5 separate regions of the Homo sapiens genome follow, and regions 1, 2, 3 and 5 are each linked to region 4. The links are chromatin loops, found by intact Hi-C in ENCODE. Cell type or tissue: PC-9. All regions are shown on one strand. Region 1 overlaps LAMA2 (laminin subunit alpha 2). Region 2 overlaps LOC105377995 (a long non-coding RNA gene). Region 3 overlaps LAMA2 (laminin subunit alpha 2). Region 4 overlaps ARHGAP18 (Rho GTPase activating protein 18). Region 5 overlaps THEMIS (thymocyte selection associated).

Region 1 (5,000 bases), 200 kb before region 4:
CTTAAATGGATTACCATACATAGCTTTTACAGAAACTCCAAGAAATAGGAAAGAAGTTGTCATGGTCTGAATATTTACATCTCCCCAAATTTATATGTTGAAAGTCTGTCACAGTCCATTGGAGCTGCTGTGACAAATACCATAAACTGATTAGCTTATAAACAATAGAAATATATCTCTCACAGTTCTGAGGCTGGGAAGCCCAAGATCAAGGTACCAGCAATGTTCAATGTCTAGTGAAGGCCTGTTCCTCACAGAGGGTGACTTCTTGCTATGACCCCACATTTAATTCATTTAATATCTGGATACTGAGGAAAAGGATAGCTAGCTCTCTGGGGTCTCTTTAATAAGGGCACTAATCCCAATCATGAAGGCTACATTCTCATGACTCAATCACTTCCCAAAGGCTCCACCTCCTAATATCATCACATTGGGAACTAGGATGTCAACACATGGATATTAGAAGGACACAAACATTCTGCCTTCTGCCGTGTGAGGACACAGGGAGAAGGCAGCTGTGCTTAACAGAGCCATGTGAGCAGAGGCAGTGGTGTGAATTAGATCTGTCTGGCAGATATTAAAAGTCAGACCTGCTAGTGAAAGATAAGGCTGGAGACTTCAGTGAGGCAGGGTGATATGATGGACAACCTTGAAAGCCAGGCAGAGGAACCTGAGTTTACCTTGTGGTCCTGGTATTCAGGGAAGTGAAGAGTTTTAATGAAAAGAATGCCGATCAGTTATTTTCCTTGTATATGGAGAGAATACAGAAAAATAAATTAAACTAGAAAAGCAAACATTTTAGTTGAACATGAAACATTTTAAAACTAATACTTAAGCAATGGATGATGAAGTAAAGAGGATCCTATAGAAGAGGCTCCAATTTGTGAACATCTTCTAAGCCAAGGGATTCAGTGACCCATCCACTTCTGGCTGGATATTGATCCAGATGACCTGGATTATCCTTAAATTCTAGTCTTTCTTGATTTTTTATTTTGTTCTTCTTCCATCATTCACTTGACATTTGTATACTGAGGATCACCTTCTGGTATTATAAAAACTTAAGTTATTTCACCTCTTTGCTCAATTTCTTTAACTATGTCAGTGCTCCCCAAGCTTCAGCCAAAGACCATCAAGGACACACATGTGATGGAACAAAGTGGGATTTATTAACTTGTTGCAACAAGGGGCACTGAACACCATGGGGGAATTGTGGGCTGTCTCAATAAGAAGGTGTTAGGAATAACTTCTAGTATTTGAGGCTGTGCTAGATAACTTAAGGTTAGCACTCAACTGGGTGCTATTCAGAAGTGGGAGTAATTCTGTGAGTATTTTGTGAATCCTATCTAGAGGGAAGGAAGAACAGAGGGAGGATAAAGCTATGATTAATAAGGAGGCAGTGTTCATTCATATTAGCCAGGAAATGGGAGGTTGGGGTAGTTTTGTGGTCTACACAAAACCCGCTATGGTTTTGTCTGCGCTTAGACATTACAGGGTAGTCTCTTTTTTTCTGTTTCATTCATCACTGGTTCAGAGTGACCTTGTCTAATTTAGTGTCCTATGAGATTATTTATGTTCCATAGGAAAAAAATATGGCCCTGCTGTTAGGCCAGTTCCTAGCAACACCGAGGACAGGCCAGTTAGTTAGCGCCTAGCCAGGTCTCTATGTTAAGGCCTGCCGTTCTCTTTTTTACCTGTGATCTGTGTCTCTGTTAATTGGAATGGGAGCCTTAAATGGGCCAGGCAAGGAGTTTATCTTAACTCTACCCCTTACTGACTGTGTGATCTCGTGCACATTTTTAACTGTCTTCAAGACAGTTTGCTCTTTCATGAAATGGAATAATGCTTACCCCCCATAGAGCTGTTGTGAAAATTAAATGAAAAAACAAAACATAAAAAGCCTGGCACATAGTAATTTCTCAATAAGTCACTGCAATTTTTATTATTTGCCTGAATATTTGGCATGACACTCAATGTGTAAGTGCCCAGTTGAAATAGTTTCCTTATCTTTTCTTTGAAGGTGAGAAGGCTAAGTTCCTTTTATATACAAAAATGTGTTCTGTCGAACACTATCACTGCAAGGCCATTTACTAAAAATGTTTATGGGATGGAATCTTTTTCAGCACTTGCTGTCACCTCAGCGGGCCCCAGAGAGGCTTATTCAGCTGGCAGAGGGCAATCTGAATACACTCGTGACCGAAATGAACGAGCTGCTGACCAGGGTAAGGTGGCAAAATTATGAATCTTCTGAAAGCAGATAGATTATGTCAATGAAGGAAAATTACTTCAAAGTTCTGAAATGCAAATCACCTTCTTCCTAATTCCCAATTTGGTATATAAAATAGATGTATTCTGACTTGCTAATTCTGCTTCAAATCAAATCATAGAAATCAGTAGCACGCAGAAAAATTGGGGATACCTGGAAATTGTCAATGGCTAAAAAGTCCAGAATGACAGTGTATTTTGAGAACTTTATTCAGTAGCCTCCGTGGTAAAGTTTGTATCTGTTCTGATTTCCAAAAGCACTATCTTTGATTGTGTAAAGAGAAAGAAAAACAAATGAAAATGCTTGTGGTCTCTTTCATCTCATCGTGGGATTTTTGCATTAGTATAGAAATACAGTGTAAATCAGTCTTTCCACACAAAAGAGGAAATCTTCTCTATTGTGAGACTCCAAAGTGCTTAAGACACTTTTTAAAGTCAGAATGTAAAGTCCATGTTGCATTTATCAGGCTTTTTAAAGAATTGGAAATTTTAAATTTTCAAAACTGCGATGGTATTAAAAACTTTTTGCAGTTAGAGAATGAAGAAAACAACATAAAGCCCGCCATCTTGTGGCCAGAAATATGCATGAAGCTAGAAACGGGGCTGCAAAGTACGGATTTAATTTGATTATCTAAGAGCTTTAAATGATAAAGAGTATTGGAGCTAGAAGGTTCCTGGGGATTATCGAGTCCACTTTGTATTTTAAAGAAGAGCTGCCTCGGGCCATGACAGTGAAACGAATTAACAATGGCCATACAATTTGCTAAACTCAGGGACTTAAGCTGGACCCAGTCTCAAGATTCCCACTGGCCCAGTACTTTTTCTACATAGCCTGCTGTCGGTTTAGGAAAATATCCACAGGAAAATCAAATAGGCTTCTGAGCACATAATGCTAAACAACGGCCCTGATGTTACAATAGCATACTAAACACTTTTTCAGAATCTCATAGCAACAATATAGAATGTACAGATACAACACGGAGTTTCTTGCCAAATGTATGTAGACATTAGATTAAATTGAGTGCATTTATCTCATATTAATTTAATATGAAATAATTCATATTTGTTATAAATAAGAATTTTCTAACAGGTCATGGTAGAATAAATCAATTTAACAAGCACACATAAATGTTCATAACATACAAAGCCTAAGTTACGTGTTGGCAGATGAAAAATATGAATGAGGCTCAATCTGTCTTCAAAGAACTTTGAGATGTGTGTGTGTGTGTGTGTGTGTGTGTGTGTGTACATCAGCATTTAAGTGTATGGAGGACCATATTAGACAACTGCATGCAGGTATATAATAAAACATGAAATAAAATAAAGTCGGAAGAAATTCTGGAGAAATATTTAATAATAGAATAATTTCATCTGCTTAGGGGTAATTAGAAAAAATTTCATGTAATAAATGGCATTTCATTCATTCATTCACTTAACTAATACTTTTTGGGAGTCTCTCATGTTCTAGGAATTATGACACTGGGGATAGAAGTGTGAGCAAAACTGCGCAGTCCTTGCCCTCATTGGCTTAGTATAGTCTAATGATCTGACGTTAGAGACACAAAAAGTATTTCTTTTTTTTTTTTTTTTTGAGACAGAGTCTTGCTCTGTCGCCGAGGCTGGAGTGCAGTGGTGCGATCTTGGCTCACTGCAACCTCCGCCTCCCGGGTTCAAGTGATTTTCCTGCCTCAGCCTCCCAAGTAGCTGGGATTACAGGTGTGTGCCACCACACCTGGCTAATTTTTTTTGTATTTTTAGTAGAGACGGGTTTCACCATGTTCGTCAGGCTGGTCTTGAACTCCTGACCTTGTGATTCGCCTGCCTTGGCCTCCCAAAATGCTGGGATTACAGGCATGAGCCACCGCACCTGGCCACAAGAAGTATTTCATTAAGAGTGTCAGATCTTTATTATGTCTCAACCTATACTCTTTACCCTTTCCAGCAGATTGTCTCATGCTATGTTTTTTAAACAGACTTTATTTTTTAGAACAGCTTAAAGTTCAAAGAAAAATTGAGTGTAAAGTTCAGAGTGTTCTCATATCTACTCCCTGCCCCCACAACCTTCCCCACCAGAATGGTACATTTATTATAGTCGATAAACCTAAGTTGACACCTCCTCATCACCCAAAGTCCATAGTTTACATTAGGGTTCCCTCTTGGTATTGTACATTCTATGGGTTTGGAAAAATGCATTATGACATGTGTCCACCGTTGTTGTAAAATATAGAAAAGTTTTACTGCCCGAAAACTCCTCTATGCTTCACCTATTCATACCTCCCTCTTCCTTGACCCCTGGCAACCACTCATATTTTTACTACATCCATAGTTTTGCCTTTTTTGGAATATATAGCTGGAATCATACAGTGTGGTACTTTTTCATATTAGCTTCTTTCCCTTGGTAATATACACTTAAGGTTTCTCCATATTTTTTCATGACTTTATAGCTCATTTCTTTGTAGTGTTGAATAATATTTCATTGTTTAGACATATCACTGTTTACTTATTCATTCCCCTACTGAAGGACATCTTGGTTGCTTCCAAATTTTGGCAGCATGAATCAAGTTGCTGTAAACATCTTTGTGCAGACTTTTGTGTGGACTTAAGTTTTCAACCTATTTGGGTGAATATAAAGGAGCATGATTGCTGGATGGTATGGTAAGAGTATATTTAGTTTTGAAAGAAATTACCAAAATGTATTCCAAATGGTCTTTTCTATTTTGCATTCCCACCGGCAATAA
Region 2 (5,000 bases), 2.0 Mb before region 4:
AAGAACTCTGAAAGCTTGAAGAATAAGGCTGGGAGCAGCGGCTCATGCCAGTAATCTTGGCACTTTGGGAGACCAGAATGGGTAGATTGCTTTATCATGTTGGGGTATGTTTCTTTTATACCTAATTTGTTGAGAGATTTTTATAATGAAGAGATATTGACTTTTGTCAGATGCTTTTTCTGCATCTTTTGAGATGATTATGTGTTTTGAATCCTTTGTTCTGTTAATGTAATATATCACATTTATTGACTTGTGTATATTAAAGCATCAATATATTTATTGGATGAATCCCACTGGATCATGGTAAATAATCTTTTTAATGTGGAGTTGAATCCTGATTTCTAGTATTTTATCAAGGATTTTTTGCAGCTATGTTTATCAGGAATATTGGTCTGTAGTTTTATCTTTTTGTTGTGTCCTGGTCTAGTTTTGGAATCAGGGCCATACTGGCCCCTTAGAATGAATTAGGAGAGTTTACTCTTTTTCACTTATTTTGGAATCATTGCTGAAGTATTGATATTAGTTCTTCTTACACATTTTGCAGAATTCAACAGTGAAGCCATCACATCCCGAACTTTTCTTTGATGGGGAGACTTTTTATTATTGCTTCAATCTTGTAACTTCTTATTTGTCTGTTCAGATTTTCTATTTCTTTTTGATTCAGTCTTGATAGGTTTTACGTGTCCAGGAGTTTATTCCTTTCTTCCAGTTTTTTTTTCAAATTTCTGATGTATAATTATTCATAGTAGGTTCTTATGATCTTTTGTATTTTTGTGGTATCAGTTGTAATGCTTTATTTTTCATCTCTAATTTTATCTATTTGAGACGTCTTTCATTTTTTCTTAGACTGGCTAAAGATTTGTTGATTTTTTATCTTTTCAAAAAAACAAATCTTTGTTTCATTGATATTTTATACTATTTGTCTCTATTTTACTTATCTGTGCTTTGATCTTTTTTTTTTTTTTTTTTGAGACTGAGTCTCACTCTGTCACCCAGGCTGGAGTGCAGTGGTGCAATCTCGGCTCACTGCAAGCTCTGCCTCCCGAGTTCACACCATTCTCCTGCCTCAGCTTCCCGACTAGCTGGGACTACAGGCACCTGCCATCACGCCGGCTAATTTTTTGTATTTTTAGTAGAGACGGGGTTTCACTGTGTTAGCCAGGATGGTCTCGATCTCCTGACCTCGCGATCCACCCTCCTCAGCCTCCCAAAGTGCTGGGATCATAGTGAGCCACTGCGCCTGGCCTGTGCTTTGATCTTTATTATTTTTTTCCTCTACTAAATTTGGGCTTAGTTTGTTCTTGCTTTTTTAGTTTCTTGAGGTGTTCTGTTAGTTTATTTGAGACATTTCTTCTTTTTGGATGTAGATGTTTATTACTATAATTTTCCCTCTAAAAACTAATTTTGCTATTTCCCTTAAGTTTTAGTATACTGTATTTCCATTTTCATTTATCTCAATAATATTTTAGAATTCTCCTTTAATTTCTTCATTGACCTGTTGTTTTTTAGGAGCATGTTTAATTTCCATGTATTTGTACAGTTTTCAAAGAATTTCCTGTTGTTAATTTCTAGTTTTATACCACTATTGTCAGAAAAGGTAAATTGATACGATTTTGATTTTTTTTTAATTTGTAAAAACTTGTTTTACCATGGCATAACATGTGGTCTGTCCTAGAGAATGTTCCCTTTGCAGCTGAGAAGAATGTGAATTTCTATAGCTGTTGGATGTTCTGTAAATGTCTGGTAGGTCCATTTGATCTTGAGTGCAGTTTGAATCTGATATTCCTTTGTTGATTATCTGTCTAGACGATCTGTTTACTGCTAAAAGTTGGATACTGAAGTTCCCTACTGTTACTGTATTGCTGTCTATCTCCCTCTTTAGATCTATTAATGTTTGCTTTATATATTTAGGTGCCCCAATGTTAAGTGCATATATATAGTTATGATTGTTATATCTTCTTATTTGTATTGACCTCTTTATAATTATATAATGGCCTTGTTTGTCTCTTCTTATAGTTTTAACTTGAGGTCTATTTTATCTGATATAGGTATAGCTACTCCTGCTTTCTTTTGATTTCCATTTGCATGGAATATTTTTCTCCATCCGTTCGTTTTCAGTCTGTGCATTCACTTACAGGTAAAGTGCATCTCTGTAGGCAGCATGAAGTTGGGTCTTATTTTTTAATCCATTGAGCAATTATATGTCTTTTAATTAGATAATTTAATTCATCTATATTAAGCATCATTATTGATGGGTGACGGCTTGCTTTTGCTATGTTGTTATGTGTTTTCTGTGTTATGTGTTTTGTAGAATCTTTGTTTCTTTTTCTCTTACTGTATTCCTTTGTGATTAAGTGATTTTCTCTATTAGCATGTTTTGATCTGGCTATTTTTAATGTATCTATTAAATGCTTTTGTTTTTTGATTAATACAAGGCTTACTAAAAACATGGCTATAACAGGTTATTTTGAATTGATAGCAATTTAATTTTGATCATAAGAAGAAATCCACTTTACTTTTTAGTTCCATTACCTCCCCACATTTTGCATTTTTGATGTCTTAATTTATATCTTTTTATATTTCTTATCTCTTAGCAAAGTTTTGTAATTATTATTTTCATTTGTTTTGTCTTTCAGCCTTCCTATGATGGATGTAAATGGTTCATGTTCCACGATTGTCTTGTTAGAATATTCTGAATTTGCTTTATATCTTCAGATGTTATTGTGCTAAACATTAGCATTTTTTGGTTTCAGTGTGAAGAACTTCATTTAGTATTTCTTATAAGGCAGGCCTGGTTGCAATAAATTTCCTCGGCTTTTTTGTTTGGGAATTTTTTTTATTTCTCTTACTTTTCCGAAATATACTTTTGCTAAGCACAGTATTCTTGGTTGTATGTTTTGTGTGTGTGTGTGTGTGTGTGTGTGTGTGTGTGTGTTTTGTCAGCACTTTTTCTTCATCTAGTTTTCAATGTCTGAATTTGTGACCTTACTATTTCAGTGGGCTTGTTGAGAAATTCTGAGCAAACTGGCTATTGTATTCTATTTAAGCACTAGAGGGCACCTGATGACCAGGTTAGAAACAAAACTCACAATGACTCCACCACTAAAGCTGTTCCAGCTGGATGGGCTGATAGATTTATGGAGGGCTCTCAGGGCCATGTGGGAGAGCCAGTCAGCCTCTAGATTCCAGAGCATCTGTGGACTGTGCTTCCCACAGTGTGGCACCCATAAACAGCCTCTCTGGTGTGGGGTCTCTTCTGGCAGGGATGGTGAGCCACTGCCAAGTTCCACTGCTGGCTGCCCCTAGCCCCACCCCTCCCTTTGACGCGAACTGACTTCTGGTGGTTCAGCCCTGCATCAGTACTTGTGATTCTCCCTGCGGGCTGATGCAGAGTGAATCTCTCACTGAGGAACCCAGGATAGTGAGGAAGCCTACTGTTCACCTCCATCCAGCTCACTTTTTCACTGTAGAAACTGTGAGTCCAGGGGGATTTTCTGCATGTGTTTCCATAATGGCTTGTGGAGGACAAGCATCATGATCACAGAGAACCAATTTACTATCCCACCACAATTTTATTCATTTTTGCAGTCCAGGGGGCTTCATAATCTCACTCACATGTTCAGGTTCCCTTACCTCTTGTGAAGGTTCTTGTGGATAGTGGTTCAAATTGATGTTCCTGTGGGAGTAAGATGGCTGGAGAGATCTACTCTGCCATTTTGCTTTGCCTGCCAGCCAGAAATAGCATTTTTGAAAAGAAAATAATTTGTGCAAAAGTGTGGCAATACAAAAGATAATAAATTATAAGAAGTATTTTGACATGTCTAAGTCTATGTGCAGAAATTGTTATAAATAAGACTGTTAAGGTGGTTGTTAACCAGATCATGAAAGCTGACATATAACTTGATGAGGAAAAGGGAAAAAGAGTAAGAGTTTTAATGATGGGGCTGATATGAGCCAATAAAAGTATATGTTATACTTGGCCAATATATTGTAAATTTTATCTAGATCAGGGGATGGCAATCTATGGCCCTGGGCCAAATCCAGTCCACCACCTGTTCTCAAAAATAAAATTTTACTGAACCATACCATGCGCATTCACTAACATATTGTCTATTGCTTTTTGCCCTACAAAAGCTGGGTAGATTAGTTGATAGAAACCTAATGGGCTACAAAACTTAAAATATTACTTAACTTGTAATTTTACTTAAACATTACAAAAAGTTGGATGCTCCCCAGTGTAGATTAATAAGCCTATAAGAAAACCCAGGAGTTTTTCTCTTAAAAAAACCCCCCAAACCAGGATGGGGCTTCTCTAAACAGATACTAAAATTTGTCATATAGCCACAATCTTTAGACATGCGAGCACTGAGTGATGCACAAGATGGACAGATTACTAGCTCATTGGAGTAGAATTTGAAAAACAGTATTTCTGGATGAAAAAATAATCTAGAGATAGATTTTTTGTTTTTTAAAAATAGTATATGATAAATGTACTTTGGAACAATGGGGGGAAAGGATTATTACATTTATGTAATTGGGTTCATTGACTAAATATTAGGAAAAAGAAAGAAAGGTGTATCTTTTTCTCAGCTTTATACCAAAATAAATTTCGTAAACTCTATTCAGTCATTCCACTTTTAATAACACAATTTAAAGATGTAAAAAGACCCATCGTATTATAGCTTACACAGGAAAGATATTTTGCAGCAACTTTACTGAATGTTCATTAATGAATTAATGGTTAAATAAATAATGACGTATTTATGTGATGGAGCTTTATACAACTATTTTTAAAATGAAATAAATTACAGATAAGTAGGTGATGATACATAGACAGTTGATGGATAGTTAATAGATAGTTGATAGATCTAAAAAGGGAAGATCACGTTTATAATAAATCTCTTGGAAGCCTTCCAGACCTGGGAAGTAACTGCACCTTCCAGGGCTAGCGAATTTCCAAGAGTGTTAGACAGCTAGCCTGAAATGTGGCTTTCAAATGC
Region 3 (5,000 bases), 320 kb before region 4:
CAAATACTGCCCTATAGAACAATAAAATTCGTATACAACAGTAAGTAAAATATGATTTAATAGCCCATCTCCTATCCCGTAATGATTATGCATCTTCTGTCTTGTAGCTCCCAGCAGTAGGAGGACAGTTGACATTTACCATATCATATGACCTTGAAGAAGAGGAAGAAGATACAGAACGTGTTCTCCAGCTTATGATTATCTTAGAGGTAGAGTACTGAGAGCATGTTCACCCGTGTTACTTCCTGATGTTACTTAAGGTTACCAGTACTGTATTTTTTACCTGCCTGGTTTGACACTGACTTACAGGACTACTAAAAAAAAATATACCTTAGGAGATTTTTGTGCCACTCTTTTGTTTCACTCTGAGACATATCTAGAAGATTGAGTATATTTGTTGGGTTTGAATGATAAAGGAGAACTTTAGACCAGACTTGAAATTAAATTTCAAACATAAGGACCATATTTCCAAAATTTAAATATTATGAAAGTGTTTAGGTACATGCTAATTTACATGGTTGTGTTTTTCCTGTTTTCTCTTGCTTCCAGATAGATTTTATTGTCTACTCCCTTGTTTATATTAGATAAAATAAAATGAAACAGGAAACTTGTTTATTTAGCTATAGTTAAATCTTGACTTCAGAATCCTGTTTTAGGTAAGAAAGGTACAGGAGAAACTGCTTTCAAGATTTGAAGGGCCATAGGCAACTTCAAAATGCTCAAAGCCTGAAGTTTCCTTAGAGGCTCTCTGCCACCCTTTCTTATCATATCCATTCTTTCCAATAATGTATCTCCTCCCCTTGACACTGATACGTATTCAGAGGCACACACATACATGCATGTTCATTATTCCAAATGGGTAGATGTTAATTTAGCACCAGGCTCTGTTGTTTCCTGTCTTGAAACTTTCATGCATGTGAATCTATGACAAAATGAAAAATTCTTTTCTCAAAATGGACATTTTCCAGTATTGGATGAAGTGGTCTGCTCTCTCTCTTTCTGTCTCTCTCTTTCTCTCTCTCTCTGTCTCTCTCTTTCTCTCTCTCTCTCTCTCTCTCTCTCTCTCTCTCTCTATATATATATATATATATATATATATATGGCAACTAGATGTATACTTTGGAATTCCTTTAAGGTGAAAAGAGTTCTCTAAATGTAAAGTGTTGAGTGAAATTATTTAGCATTCATGTGAATGAACTAAGACAAGAAGGATTACCTAAGTGTCATAGGTCATTCAATATACTCCTTAGATGCCATTGTCCTATTTTGAGAATTAGACTGCAGTCTTTTTTGTTGTTTGTTTTTTCCCATGTAGTAAGTTCCTTTAAAATAATAGCTTAATTCAGTTTTAAGTTTCTTTCCCTATTGTTCTACACAACCCACATCCATCTACAGTTTGAAATATGTAACTTTCGTGCACTTTTTTCAATTCAAGGTGTTTGTAATCACATATATGTTTATGAGTTGTCAGGTAGCTATTATTTTAGTTAACAGGGAACTAAGGTCATGCCAAACCAAGAAGCATATGCTTCATAATGCATTTGGCTAAGGCTAATATTGAAATTGCATTGCCTTCCCTTCATGTATACCACAAATATATTCCCTGAATGACAGGGAAAGCCAACCTGAAAATAAAAGTCTACTAAGGCCGGGTGTGGTGGCTCATGTCTGTAATCCTAGCACTTTGGGAGGCTGAGGCAGGTGGATCACCTGATGTCAGGAGTTTGAGACCAGACTGGCCAACATGGCAAAACCCCCGCCTCTTCTACAAATGCAAAAAATTAGCCAGGCTTGGTGGCAGGCGCCTGTAATCTCAGCTATTATGGAGGCTGAGGCATGAGAATCGCTTGAACCTGGGAGGCACAGGTGGCAGCGAGCCGAGATCGCGCCGTTGCACTCCAGCCTGGGGGATAGAGCGAGACTCTGTCTCCAAAAAAAAATAAATAAATAAAAAATAAACATAAATTTTTAAAGTTAAAAGTCTATTGAGGGTGGAGGATACAAATATAGATATGTTTGACACTTTTGTACCCTCTTTTCAGTTTTACTCTTTTTTATTTCTTTTTTTTCCCCCTTTAGGGTAATGACTTGAGCATCAGCACAGCCCAAGATGAGGTGTACCTGCACCCATCTGAAGAACATACTAATGTATTGTTACTTAAAGAAGAATCATTTACCATACATGGCACACATTTTCCAGTCCGTAGAAAGGAATTTATGACAGTGCTTGCGAATTTGAAGAGAGTCCTCCTACAAATCACATACAGCTTTGGGATGGATGCCATCTTCAGGTAAAATCAAGAACTGCAGCTCCAACGTTCACACATTTACTTTGGGGCCAAGGTGCAGGAGCCGCCCCAGGAGTGAATTTTTTAAGGCACCTAGGATTTGCTGTCTTCAAAGAGCAGATAAGAACGGAGCCCTAGTTTTCTGAAAGATTTTTCTCTTAAACCTTTACAGTTTTAAATATGCAGAATAAATTTGTCTCGGTTTTTATTATTATTGATGATTCTTTCACAATTGTCAGAACATGTGATCAATAACGATTCCTATATTGAGAAATGTTATATTGGAAAATAAAGTCTCCTTTATGATGGCTCATAGCGTGGGAAGCTAAAAAGATATAAATTCCAGGGCACCCCTATTTGGAAAGTGGTTTTTAAAATATTTCCTTCCAGTAGTTGTTAACTAGTTTCTGGCTTAATAGTATATAGATTGTAATAAGAAAAGTAAGTCTTTTCATTTAAGTGACCACCCATCTCACTATAAAACACTTTAAGACTATAACAGCCATATGGTATAAAGGAAAGAATATGAACTTTGGAGCCAAACTGAATAGAAATTCAATAAGCTTTATTGCTTATTTTATGTGTGACCTTTGGCAAGTGATTAAGCCTTGAGGAACGTTTCTTTTCAGTGTAAAGTGGATATAGTAATGCCTACTTTTCAGGGTCTTTGTTAACATGATATGTGATCATTAGGAAAGTACTCATCACCTAGAACACTTTCAGTTTTTTTCTTGTTCTCCCCGCCCCCTTTTTTTAAAAGAGTGAACTACCTGACTTGAACCAAATATGCTCGGGTCTGATTAACTGCTGTAAGGCGGCTTTGTTTTTTTTATTTTTAAAACAATGACATTTTTATCTGACAGAATTTTAACTTCAACTGTGTCTGAATGAGCTCTTTACGCTTCTCGTTTTCTACTCTAATAATAAATAACACAAGGTGTCATAGGAACTTCCTTCTAAATCAGGTTAAGTTAGACATTCAAATGTGACCCCAGCCTGACAACCCGGTATACCTTTAATGAAAGCAATGTCTCCAATATTGGAGTTTTTATTGCTGACACCACCACCTCTCACCTCCCTGTCCCTCATCATTTCCCTGTGCTGCCTAGTTTGCCTTTCACTGGTAATATTTCAACTTAGTCTAATCATCATTACCATTTCCCAAAGGAGAGAACTGCAGAATCATAAACAGAACCATTGCCAAACAATGTACCTCTTTTGCATAGGCAATTCTTCTAGAAGCTGGGTTAAAATGCCATGGAGATGAGAAGCAGCACTTAGGAATTAATTATGTTTTTCACATTTAGCAAATAGAGGTTGTCATGATGTTTAAACAGTACAAAGAAATGAGTCCTCCAGCTTTCAAAATGAATGACAACCAAATTGACAAAAAAAGTGTCTGGGGGGCTTATATATTTTTGTCAGCATTGCTTTTCAGGCTAGTTAATACAAAGACATTTCCCCCTGATTTATGTTGGACAGTTTCAGTGTCTACCCGTCTTAAAATCACTGGTTTCATTTGCAGTCTTCTGAGGTTTCGCCATACAGGAGGAATGCATTCACAGCGCGGCTCTGTGAAATGACACAAGAGCTAATCCAAGTAGGTGGCTACTTTCTGTCACCTACATTACCTAAAGCACTGTGGTTCAATAAGTAAAAGCCAATGTCAAATTTGAAACTCCTACCCACTCAGGTGAGCTGAAAGTCGGCATGAATCTGGAGTCAGTCAGTAAGCTTGTTATATTTTATCTTTGATCTACTAGTAGATTGAGTCATATTTGTAAAACATCACTTGAATTGATTTCAACTTGTCTTGCACAGTAGGCTTTCGACTTGGTATACTGTTTGTGTACAAGCACAAGTAAATTGAAGCTCAACAAAAATTCATATTCAGACTTATTTACAGTGGATTTACTTCCATGGCAGTTCTTTCAGCAAATGGGCTTAGGTTCCTCCAGTTAGTTATATGATTAGATGGAATTGTATAACAGAAGGAGAACTGGACTGCGGGTCAAGAATTTTGACTTTTGTTTTCAACTCAGCTATTTAATAGTTGTAAACATAAGTATGGCTTTGACCTCTTTGGACTTCAATCACTTCATCTGTAAAATAAGGAGGAGGACAATTGCTCTGCCAGCTTCAAAAAGTCACCGCAAGAATTGAATTAGAGAGCTGCAAAAGCACTTGGCTAGTGGTAACCCAGCACACAAATATGAAGCATTTCTATCTTATCTACTTCATCCCAAAGGATCACATTTTCTCCAAATACCATTAAGACTTAGAGACCTCTAAAGAAAGGCACATACTGGCATTTCCATACATATGACAGTTCTTACTATCATTTTTATCCAGAATGCTGAGACCCATTAGATAAAATTAATTTATTTTCTTCTCGCTGTCTTCACTAGGAAGATGAAGGCACAAGTAGAAAACTCTTCATTCTTCTTTTAAGAATATAAGAGAAATCAACCTAACTGAACTGTGCATCTTTCACCTTTAAATTATCCAAGACTTGGATTTAGTAACATCCTTGGTCTTTAAATCAAGAAAGGCTTTTATGAAGCACCTATATTAGATATAGAACTCTGCACAAAGTGTATTTTCCTCTAACTTTACAGTAGACATTAGTAGAGTTCACCAAATTTCCAATCTCATCTATAGGGGATATTGCATTTCTCTAATCCTGGAGGGTAGATGTGTCACATGACTTGG
Region 4 (5,000 bases):
AACATCGATGTGAAAGTCCTCAATAAAATACTGGCAAACTGAATCCAGCAGCACATCAAAAAGCTTATCCACCACGATCAAGTTGGCTTCATCCCTGGGATGCAAGTCTGCTTCAACATCCACAAATCAATAAACATAATCCATCACATAAACAGAACCAATGACAAAATCCACATGATTATCACAATAGATTCAGAAAAGGCCTTTGATAAAATTCAGCACACCTTCATGCTAAAAACTCTCAATAAACTAGGTATTGATGGAACATATCTCAAAATAATAAGAGCCATTTATGAGAAACCCACAGCCAATATCATATTGAATAGGCAAAAGCTGGAAGCATTCCCTTTGAAAACCAGCATAAGACAAGGATGTCCTCTCTCATCACCCTATTCAACATAATATTGGAAGTTCTGGCCAGGGCAATCAGGCAAGAGAAAGAAATAAAGCGTATTTAAATAGGAAGAGAGGAAGTCAAATTGTCTCTGTTTGCAGATGACATGATTGTATATTTAGAAAACCCCATCATCTCAGCCCAAAATATCCTTAAGCTGATAAGCAACTTCAACAAAGTCTCAGGATACAAAATCAGTGTGCAAAAATCACAAGCATTCCTATACACCAATAATAGACAAACAGAGAGCCAAATCATGAGTGAACTCCCATTCACAATTGCTATAAACAGAATAAAATACCTAGGAATACAACTTACAAGGGATATGAAGGACCTCATCAAGGACAACTACAAACCACTGCTCACAGAAATAAGAGAGGACACAAACAAATGGAAAAACATCCCATGCTCACGGATAGGAAGAATCAATATCGTGAAAATGGCCATACTGCCCAAAGTAATTTATAGATTCAATGCTATCCCCATCAAGCTATCATTGACTTTCTTCACAGAATTGGAAAAAAATAATTTAAATTTCATATGAAACCAACAAAGAGCGCGTATAGCCAAGACAATCCTAAGCAAAAAGAACAAAGCTGGAGACGTCATGCTACCTGACTTCAAACTGTACTACAAGTCTACAGTAACCAAAACAGCATGGTACTGGTACCAAAACAGATATATAGACCAATGAAACAGAACAGAGGCATCAGAAATAACGCCACACATCTACAACCATCTGATCTTTGACAAACCTGACAAAAACAAGCAATGGGGAAAGGGTTCCTTATTTAATAGCGTTGGGAAAACTGGCTAGCCATATGCAGAAAACTGAAACTGGACGCCTACCTTACACCTTATACAAAAATTAACTCGATGGATTAAAGACTTAAATATAAGATCTAAAACCATAAAAACTGTAGAGGAAAGCCTAGGAAATACCATTTAGGACATAGGCATGGGTGAAGACTTCATGACTAAAACACCAAAAGCAATGGCAATAAAAGCCAAAATGGACAAATGGGATCTAATTAAACTAAAGAGCTTCTGCACAGCAAAAGAAACTACCATCAGAGTAAACAGACAACCTACAGAATGGGAGAAAATTTTTGCAGTCTATCCATCTGACAAAGGGCTAACATCCAGAATCTTCAAGGAACTTAAACAAATTTACAAGAAAAAATCAACCCCATCAAAAAGTGGGTGAAGGATATGAACAGACACTTCTCAAAAGAAGACATTTATGCAGCCAACAAACATGAAAAAAAGCTCATCATCACTGGTCATTAGAGAATTGCAAATCAAAACCACAATGAGATACCATCTCATGCCAGTTAGAATGGTGATCGTTAAGAAGTCAGGGAACAACAGATGCTAGAGAGGATGTGGAGAAATAGGAACACTTTACACTGTTGGTGGGAGTGTAAATTAGTTCAACCATTGTGGAAGACGGTGTGGTGATTCCTCAAGGATCTGGAAGCAGAAATACCATTTGACCCAGCAATCCCGTTACTGGCTATATGCCCAAAGGATTATAAACCATTCTACTATAAAGACACATGCACACGTGTGTTTACTGCAGCACTGTTCACAATAGCAAAGACTTGGAACCAACACAAATGCCCATCAATGATAGACTGGATAAAGAAAATGTGGCACATATACACCATGGAATACTATGCAGCCATAAAAAAGGATGAGTTCATGTCCTTTGCAGGGACATGGATAAAGCTGAAAACCATCATTCTCAGCAAACTAACACAGGAACAGAAAACCAAACACCGCATGTTCTCACTCGTAAGTGGGAATTGAATAACGAGAACACATGGAGACAGGGAGTGGAACATCACACACCAGCGCCTGTCAGAGGTTGGGGGGCTAGGGAAGGGATAGCATTAGGAGAAATACCTAATGTATATGACAGGTTGATGGGTGCAGCAAAACACCATGGCACATATATACCTGTGTAACAAACCTGCACGTTCTGCACATGTATCCCAGAACTTAAACTATATTAAAAAAAAAAAAAGTTAATTATGCCTTCTTATCTTAGACATCCCTTCACTTACTTTCCCGGTTCACTGCCTTCCTTCTTGTCATAATCGTTCTGCTTGAAATGGACGTTGTGAAAAGCCTAATTTCAGCTTAGAAAAATGTCCTCTTCTACCGCCCTTCCCATTCAATGGATTAAGGATAAAAGCAGACAAACAGATTGAACATAGAAACTCTGAAATTATTTACAATTTCAGAATCGGTAATCAAAGCAAGAGCTCCACAGTGTTCTTACCTAGCTGCCTTGCAGATGCCTGGCACTGAGTCTTAGCAACTTCCCTATGAACTCGGGTTCATTTTAAAAACTTCCCGTAGTTTCGATTCAAAGGAATGCCTGACCAATACTGCCACCTACTGATGAGTAGGTGAGAAATCAGGACAATCAGATGGAGAGTCCAAACCAGTTTAATGAAAACGAAGACAGACAATAATGAAAAATTCCTTGAAGTCGGTAAAATAATCTGCCTTTCCCAGAGAGTACTAGTAAGGAATTTACATCGAATCCTACAGCAGCATTAAGCAAAGATTGTGTAAGTGCAAAGAATTACAATGACCTCTGATACAGTCTGGCTCTGTGTCTCCACCCGAATCTTATCTTGAATTGTAATCTGAATTGTAATCCCCATATGTTGGGGGAAGGATCTTGTGGGAAGTGACTGAATCATGGGGGCAGTTCCCCGTGCTGTTCTTGTGATTGTGAGTTCTCACAAGATCTAATGGTTTTGTGAGGGGCTTTTCCCCGCTTCACCCTGTGCTTCTCATCCTTCTCCTTCCTGGCACCATGTGAAGGACATGTTTGCTTACCCTTCTGCCATGACTGTAAGTTTCCTGAGGCCTCCCCAGCCATGTAAGTCAATTAAACCTCTTTATAACTCACCCAGTCTCAGGTATTTCTTCCTAGCAGTGTGAGAACAGATTAATGAAGCCTCTTTCAGAAAAGAGCATCACCAACGTTACCAGGACAACCAGTCCTCCTTTAAGAATTCAAATGTTTTAAACTCAAGGCAAATATATTTATTTTTATTTTGTCTCATACACACACAGAAAAACAAATAAAAATCTAGCCTGAGATTTAAAACTCACTAAGGAAAAAAAATCACAGCAAAAGCAGTAGGTTAACATCAGGATATTTATATTCAAGGCTCTATGGTATCAAGTTTTTTTTCTCTTTAGAGCCAGGCATGGTGGCATGCACCTGTGGTCCTAGCTACTCACGAGGCTGAGGCAGGAGGTTTGCTTGAGCCCCAGTGCTTGAGGCTGCAGTTAGCCGCGAATGCACTGCTGTACTCCAATCTGGAAAACAGAGCAAGACCCTGTCTCTAAAAAATTTGAGATTTTTTAAAGTCCATATTTTTTTGTTATTTAAACGTGATATTATTCAACATTGATGAACTTGGGTCGTGAGTTCTAAAAGGGATTCAAAATAAAATGGCATTTTCACTTTTTTAAAATTAAGATACTTTTTCATGATCAAAAATATGTTGTGTCTCCCTCCTGACCCTCCTTTTCAGGTAGGTAGCAAACGTTGCGAAATTTAGTTGGCATATGCTTCAGACAACCTTTTACTTAAATCATTATCCTCACTGCTATCTTTTTTTTTGAAGTTGTATACTCCTAAAATGTTTTAAGCACTTAATTTTTCTTTTATATTATTAATTGTTTTCAACCCACTAATAAGTACCATTTTGCTAATTGGGAAATTAATACATATTGTCAAAGAAACAGACTAAACTGTATTTTGAAAATCCTGAAGAATAAAAATTTGTAAAAGGAAAAAAACTAAAGACGAAAACATATTTACATCTCTGACATCTTCCTACTTTAAAAATTACAAAGAAAATAGAAAATAGAGGTGACTTTTAATAACAAAAAAGTCCATTTCTCAATATTAATAAAAAAAAAGCAAAAATACTCATAAACACATAGGATTAAAAGTAATGATTCCAAGAGAAGATAATTTAGAAAAAGGCATTTAATTACAAAATTTTCTTTTAAATAAAAAAGCAATGGCACGAATCACCACAAAATCATTTAAGTGATCATATCCACAGGCTGTTCTTGTAATTATATGCTAAAAATTTATGACTGTTCTCATTAACAGCATTCCCCCCCTTCATTAGAGACATCAAGAGCTTCTGAGAATGTGTAGTTTTTCCTAAAGTACTACTAAAAGTATCATGAACACCGTTTGTGCAGCATTCATTTACATCACCTTTTATTTACTATATTCTAAACTCATAAAATATTTAACATTTCTCTACTTCATTTCTTATTTACAGTACAGAGGCTCATCTCTTGTCACAATATGGTTTGTGCATTAAAATCCCTGGGAATAGTACTTTCAAGAACATTTTAATAAATTGACTCCGATTATTTAAAATAAGAACACAAACAAAAGCTTTTTCACCCAGAAGAATAATTCTTCCAGTAGACTTATTCAGGACTTAAAAAAAAAAATCCCTCTTTAAGTAAAATACATTCTTCAACCATTACTGGATTATACTATCATGCATATTTATAATGCTAATAATGACAACACGTAAAGCCAGCTATG
Region 5 (5,000 bases), 1.8 Mb before region 4:
AATGAAGCAAAATTGGTCCTGAGTTAACGGTTGATGAAGTCAGGTAATGAGTACCTGGAGGTTCATTATGCTATTCTCTTGCTTTTTGTGTATTCTTGAAATTTTTTGTAAGAAAACGTTTGGTCTAAGTCTTGAAATCAAGACAATAATTTGCTTGTGTAAGACGTGAGGGTGCATAAAAAATGGAGGCCGAGCGCTGTGGCTCACGCCTGTAATCCTAGCACTTTGGGAGGCCGAGGCAGGCCGATCACGAAGCCTGGAGATCAAGACCATCCTGGCTAACATGGTGAAACCCCCTCTCTACTAAAAATACAAAAAATTAGCCGGGTGTGGTGGCACGCGCCGTAGTCCCAGCTACTCAGGAGACTGAGGCAGGAGAATCGCTTGAACCCGAGAGGCTGAGGTTGCAATGAGCCGAGATTACACCATTGCATTCCAGCCTGGGCGATAGAGCAAGGCTCTGTCTCAAAAAAAAAAAAAAAAAAAAAAAAAAAAATATATATATATATATATGTGTGTGTGTGTGTGTGTGTGTGTATGTATATATATACATATATGTGTGTGTGTATATGTGTGTGTATATATATATATACTGGAGTTCAGGAATTAAGATATTGTTTCTTAAATAATCTCTCCCTTCTAAAGTCAAAATTGAAGATCATTACTAGATTAGGATGATATTGTTAGATCTATAGTCTCAGCAGACGAAAATTTTAGAGACTTGATTCTGTACTACTCTGGAAGCTAAAACAGAACCTATAGTTTAGACATTATTGCAAGGAATAGACAGGGACTAAGGTGGCAATCTAACAACAAGACTGAGCAAATGAATGCGGGGCGTCTAACCTTTGTAACTTGCTCTCAGAAACATCTTGATAATTAAAGACTAAATCTGTTACAAATAGGGGCGTGTGTGCGTGTGTGTGTGTGTGTGTCTGTGTGTGTATGTTGACAGAAAGCATTAGTCTGTATCTTTTGTAGCAACTTCAGCTTTCCTGAACTTCATACTATATCTAAAAGGAGCAATGACTTTCAGTGAAAAGAGAATCCATAGTTAGCAGATGATTTGGATGCACGTGATTTTTATTTAATATTGATTGCATATTGGGGTTATATGTTTGGGATTTTTAGCTTTTAAATAGAGGATACATGGTGTTTTCAAAGTCAACATTGTGGATCATGAGAGGAACCTGGAAGAACAACTTCTGAATCAGCTGACACTGCGATCAAGAAGCCCAGGTACTACAGAACAGGAACAATCTGCCATGTGTGTTTACAACTTCAGAAAGCCCTGGAATGACAGTTGCCAGGGCAGTTCTTCTGAATTTGCAGGTCAGAATTAGTGGATGATGAATTTTTTTCACACATGGTCAACTCTGTGCCACCTGCTACAAGATGTTGGAACAGGTATATTTATTTATTTAATGATGATCAATGATTCTTCCAACATCAGGGAACATCAGGGAAATCAGCTAGTATATGCTCTTTTTGAGGATTTTCAGCTCCAAATCCTGAAAGCATTCATGAAACTACATAAATTACTTTTGTTAAGCAAATCATCATAAGTAAATCCAGTCATATGAATCTGGAAGGATTTGCTGGTGGGCACTAACACTGACCACATGTTTCAGTGTGGGCAAGTTTACCATCCATCACGGATTTTGTGCTTGGTGAATTGTAGGGAGTGAAAGAGAGAAGGATGTTTGGCCCAGTTGTCTTTTTTACCTATATCTGAAATTCTCACTTAGTCAAGAACAAAACATTTAGACATTTCATTTCCTTTTGGGGTTTTAGTGATACATGTTTAAAATTGTATATTTAGAGAAAATTGTTTTTATTATATATAATTTATAAATTCAGTGGAGAGACAAATTTATACTGAGAAAATATTTAATATGAAGTATAGTTGTCTCTCTCACACACACAGACAAACACAAACATATATATAGCATCTGAAACTCTGCAGAAAATGTTTCAACCCACTCCCACATTCACTTTGAAGGGAGTGAAATTTAGATAAGTAGGGAATAAAATTGATAATAGGGGAAATTTAAGAGCTGAGTATTTATTGATATGGTTTTCTAACACCCAGATCTAGCCCCCGGATCACATAAGCACTTTAAGTACATTAAAATTTCTATGCAAGTATGTGATCTAGCATTATCATTTGCCAAGGTGACACCCAGCTCATAGAGGAACCATAAATCTATCAAGTACAAAAGGATTAAACAATATCCTCAAATGCAAATCAAATTGGAGTCTAGGCTAAAGACTCATCATTTTCAGATCTATGTTTGGATTACTTTCATTATTTGCCATTTAATTAATTTCTCTATATTCTTCTATCTCCTAATGTAGTCTGAGGTGCGCATCATATTGCCCTTTTTGTAACAAGAAGGATTATCCCAGTTTTGAAAACTATGACATAAGTAAAGGAAAACCAAATGATCAAAAAAAAAAAAAAAAGAAAAAATATTTGTCTGCTTCTCCTTGACATGTCATAGAAAAGGTAAAATAACAAAATAATAGGATAAAATTTCTAAAACAATAATAACTATTAGTTATGAGTTAAAATGTTGTTCATTTGATGCCTGTAGTGTTTGGTTTAAATTTTCATTTCACTGTTGCCTTTAAAGTTAGACTGTAAACAAATACCTTAATAAAGCAACCAGGAGACTGTGACTTGTGTTTTGGTAGTAATTATATATTCCCACCAGATGGCAGTCTTCCCTGGCTCTTGGCAACTACCTTTCAGAGTGTAGCTACTCCTGGCTGAGGAAGCAGTGTCATTATATCTATGCACTTAGTTTGAATATGGGAAATCTGCCAGGATTTCATGGCTTTAGGATTAAATGTCTGTCATTTGAAAAGAGACTTCCATGGACAGAGGTTTTTATTTTTTCAAGTCATACATATATCTTCAGGACAAAGGCTATTTACATAAACTCCAGGCTTAAGTTGAGCCTCTCAAGATCACAGTTGGCACCTTTTCTTGATGCTCAGGACTCCAAGAGGCTGGTAAATGCACTAGTGAATGTTTCAGAGTATTGTGTTTCTTAAAGCAGAGCCAAGTAAGTATTCAAATGCCACCCATATCTCAAGTATTCTCATCTAATCTTAGCTCCTGGAATATTTACTTAAAACATTTTCATTTTCTTGGCAAAGAGCTATGTAAATACATTTAATTTTACCTTTTTTAATACATATTTCCCTGAGATCTTGCCTAACATGTTATATTTGAGGATTTTACTCACTACATGGGCACAAATATATCATAAACTAATTCAAGAATAAAAATCTTATCACAATGATGAGTGACATTTGCATTCAGGAGTCATAAACAACTGAGAATTAATCAACTCCCTCTTTACTACTAGAGAGAACCTTAATGTGTTTTTTAACTTATTTTTAATTTGTACCTCTAACAAATTCATACCCCTGACATGGATCAGTATTAGTGGATGGCTTTTTCAAGACAGGAATTCACATAATCTTAGATACTGTTTATACTTTATACAACGTGCTTGTGCAGGGAAAAGGGCGGGGCTTTAGGGAAAGAGACTTCAAGGAAGGGCATGATGGTGACTCAGGGAGATACATCTGGAGTGGGCCTCTATCCTTCTTACCTTGGTTTTGTTCTACTTATAACTAATAGAAGCATGAGCTGTTGAACAAAGCTACGGGTAAATCCTACCCTGGCCTAAGGTCTCATTCTCTCCCCTCACTCCCACTCAATAATATAGTATGCTGTAATTCTAGAGGGTATAAGCCATTTTAATATGCATAATATAAAGCAAGAATTCAGTATAAATTTAAGTAAAAAAATACTCATTACCCAGAGCAAAATTCACTGTGATCCACAGAGAATCAGACTGTAATCCAATTGCCAAATAATGTAGCATATGTGGATACAATCATGCATAGAAAAGGAATATTTTCTATGGCTGGAGAATTTGAGGCCAAATTATTTAGGCAAACAAAGCAACATGGAAAGGCCTTAGTGTGGTTTAGGGCAGTTGAAACTGAGAAAGTTCTATCTTATTACAATAGCAAAGAGTTACAAGGTTTTTCATATACAACTAGAGTTGTCAATTTAACTTCTCTAACTCCTCTATAACTCCATTGCTATTGCCCACATTGTAAATTCCAGACTACTACCTACGACCTTGACGATTATTCTGCAACTCCATTTCACCCCTCCCCTTCTATGCTTTGCTTTGTAATTCCCTGAGTAAGCCCTGACTTTGCTTATTTTCAAGTCTGTCTGGCTAGATGGTGTGCTCTTGGAAGTCTTTCTACTTGATAACCTTGGAAATTTCCGTTTAGCCCTTGAGACATAAGTGGTGAATTAATCAGTTAAATAACTCATGAGAGGTTTTCTGTCTAGGACATTTCTGTACAATTTCAAAATGCCTGGAATATATATAAATATTCATATTGATATGAACCGCTATGTCCATAGCTGATAATTCCAAGTTAATTCCTTGGTAAGTCCGGTGTATTATATTAGTTTCCTAGGGCTGTTATAGCCAATTACCACAAACAGGGTGGCCTAATTAAAAATATATATATTCTTTAAAAGTTCTGGAGGTCAGAAGTTTGGTATTCCTTTGCTCATGGCTGCACCATTGCAAGCCCTGTCTTCATCTTCACATTGACTTTTCTGTGCTTGTGTGCATCTAAACTCCCTCAGCCTCTCTCTTCTAAGAATATTGTGATGGCATTCACAGTCCACCCACCACTCCATGACAAACACCCCTTCTCAAGATCCTTAATCACATGTTTTGCCATATAAAAGAATATTCAAGAAGAGTCAAAAGAGAAGCATTTGGGAACTAGGTCAGAAAGTGAATAAGAAGCCCAAGATAAAAAATGAATTTCAATTCCAAGGAACAAAGAGTTGAGAGAGAGACAGAGAGCAAGAGTGAAGAAATTATGGGAAAAAAAATAAGAAATTATTTCTAGGCCAGGCCCAGTGGCTCACACTTGTAATCCCAGCA

The links. Hi-C counts contacts between places; a loop is a spot of excess contacts. Peaks named below come from ENCODE experiments on the same cell type or tissue, not always from the same donor. Only the 100,000 strongest peaks of a DNase experiment are listed, where the experiment ranks them.
Region 1: a loop joins it to region 4, with 4 times the contacts of the local background. A loop is called at or near these places in 9 of 110 quality-filtered maps.
Region 2: it touches region 4 in a loop (10-fold over the local background); 3 of 110 quality-filtered maps call a loop at or near these places.
Region 3: it touches region 4 in a loop (4-fold over the local background); 3 of 110 quality-filtered maps call a loop at or near these places.
Region 5: a loop joins it to region 4, with 5 times the contacts of the local background. A loop is called at or near these places in 6 of 110 quality-filtered maps.

The regions. Positions count from the first base shown.
Region 1 is chr6:129,367,772-129,372,771 of GRCh38, forward strand. It overlaps LAMA2 (laminin subunit alpha 2), which reads left to right. Exons shown (of 65, transcript NM_000426.4): 34 at 2,121-2,219. Among named protein-coding and RNA genes, the nearest start is that of ARHGAP18, 340 kb to the right of the region's middle. RefSeq lists an enhancer at 2,720-3,229. In PC-9, CTCF peaks have their summits at 2,822 (motif pointing left) and 3,027; a DNase peak (open chromatin) is centred at 2,800.
Region 2 is chr6:127,603,173-127,608,172 of GRCh38, forward strand. It overlaps LOC105377995 (a long non-coding RNA gene), which reads right to left. Exons shown (of 4, transcript XR_942977.2): 1 at 4,920-5,000; 2 at 3,634-3,725. Among named protein-coding and RNA genes, the nearest start is that of C6orf58, 28 kb to the left of the region's middle. In PC-9, CTCF peaks have their summits at 3,073 (motif pointing right) and 3,278; a DNase peak (open chromatin) is centred at 3,069; H3K27ac peaks cover 54 bases.
Region 3 is chr6:129,250,005-129,255,004 of GRCh38, forward strand. LAMA2 (laminin subunit alpha 2) reads left to right here. Exons shown (of 65, transcript NM_000426.4): 13 at 108-209; 14 at 2,080-2,291. Among named protein-coding and RNA genes, the nearest start is that of LAMA2, 370 kb to the left of the region's middle. RefSeq lists a silencer at 1,644-1,848. In PC-9, CTCF peaks have their summits at 2,286 (motif pointing left) and 2,485; a DNase peak (open chromatin) is centred at 2,297.
Region 4 is chr6:129,572,695-129,577,694 of GRCh38, forward strand. ARHGAP18 (Rho GTPase activating protein 18) reads right to left here. Exons shown (of 15, transcript NM_033515.3): 15 at 3,438-5,000. Among named protein-coding and RNA genes, the nearest start is that of ARHGAP18, 130 kb to the right of the region's middle. In PC-9, CTCF peaks have their summits at 2,779 (motif pointing left) and 2,980; a DNase peak (open chromatin) is centred at 2,897; H3K4me3 peaks cover 762 bases; H3K27ac peaks cover 759 bases.
Region 5 is chr6:127,734,402-127,739,401 of GRCh38, forward strand. The region is part of intron 4 of THEMIS (thymocyte selection associated); the gene reads right to left. Among named protein-coding and RNA genes, the nearest start is that of LINC02536, 73 kb to the left of the region's middle. In PC-9, CTCF peaks have their summits at 2,738 (motif pointing right) and 2,943; a DNase peak (open chromatin) is centred at 2,750.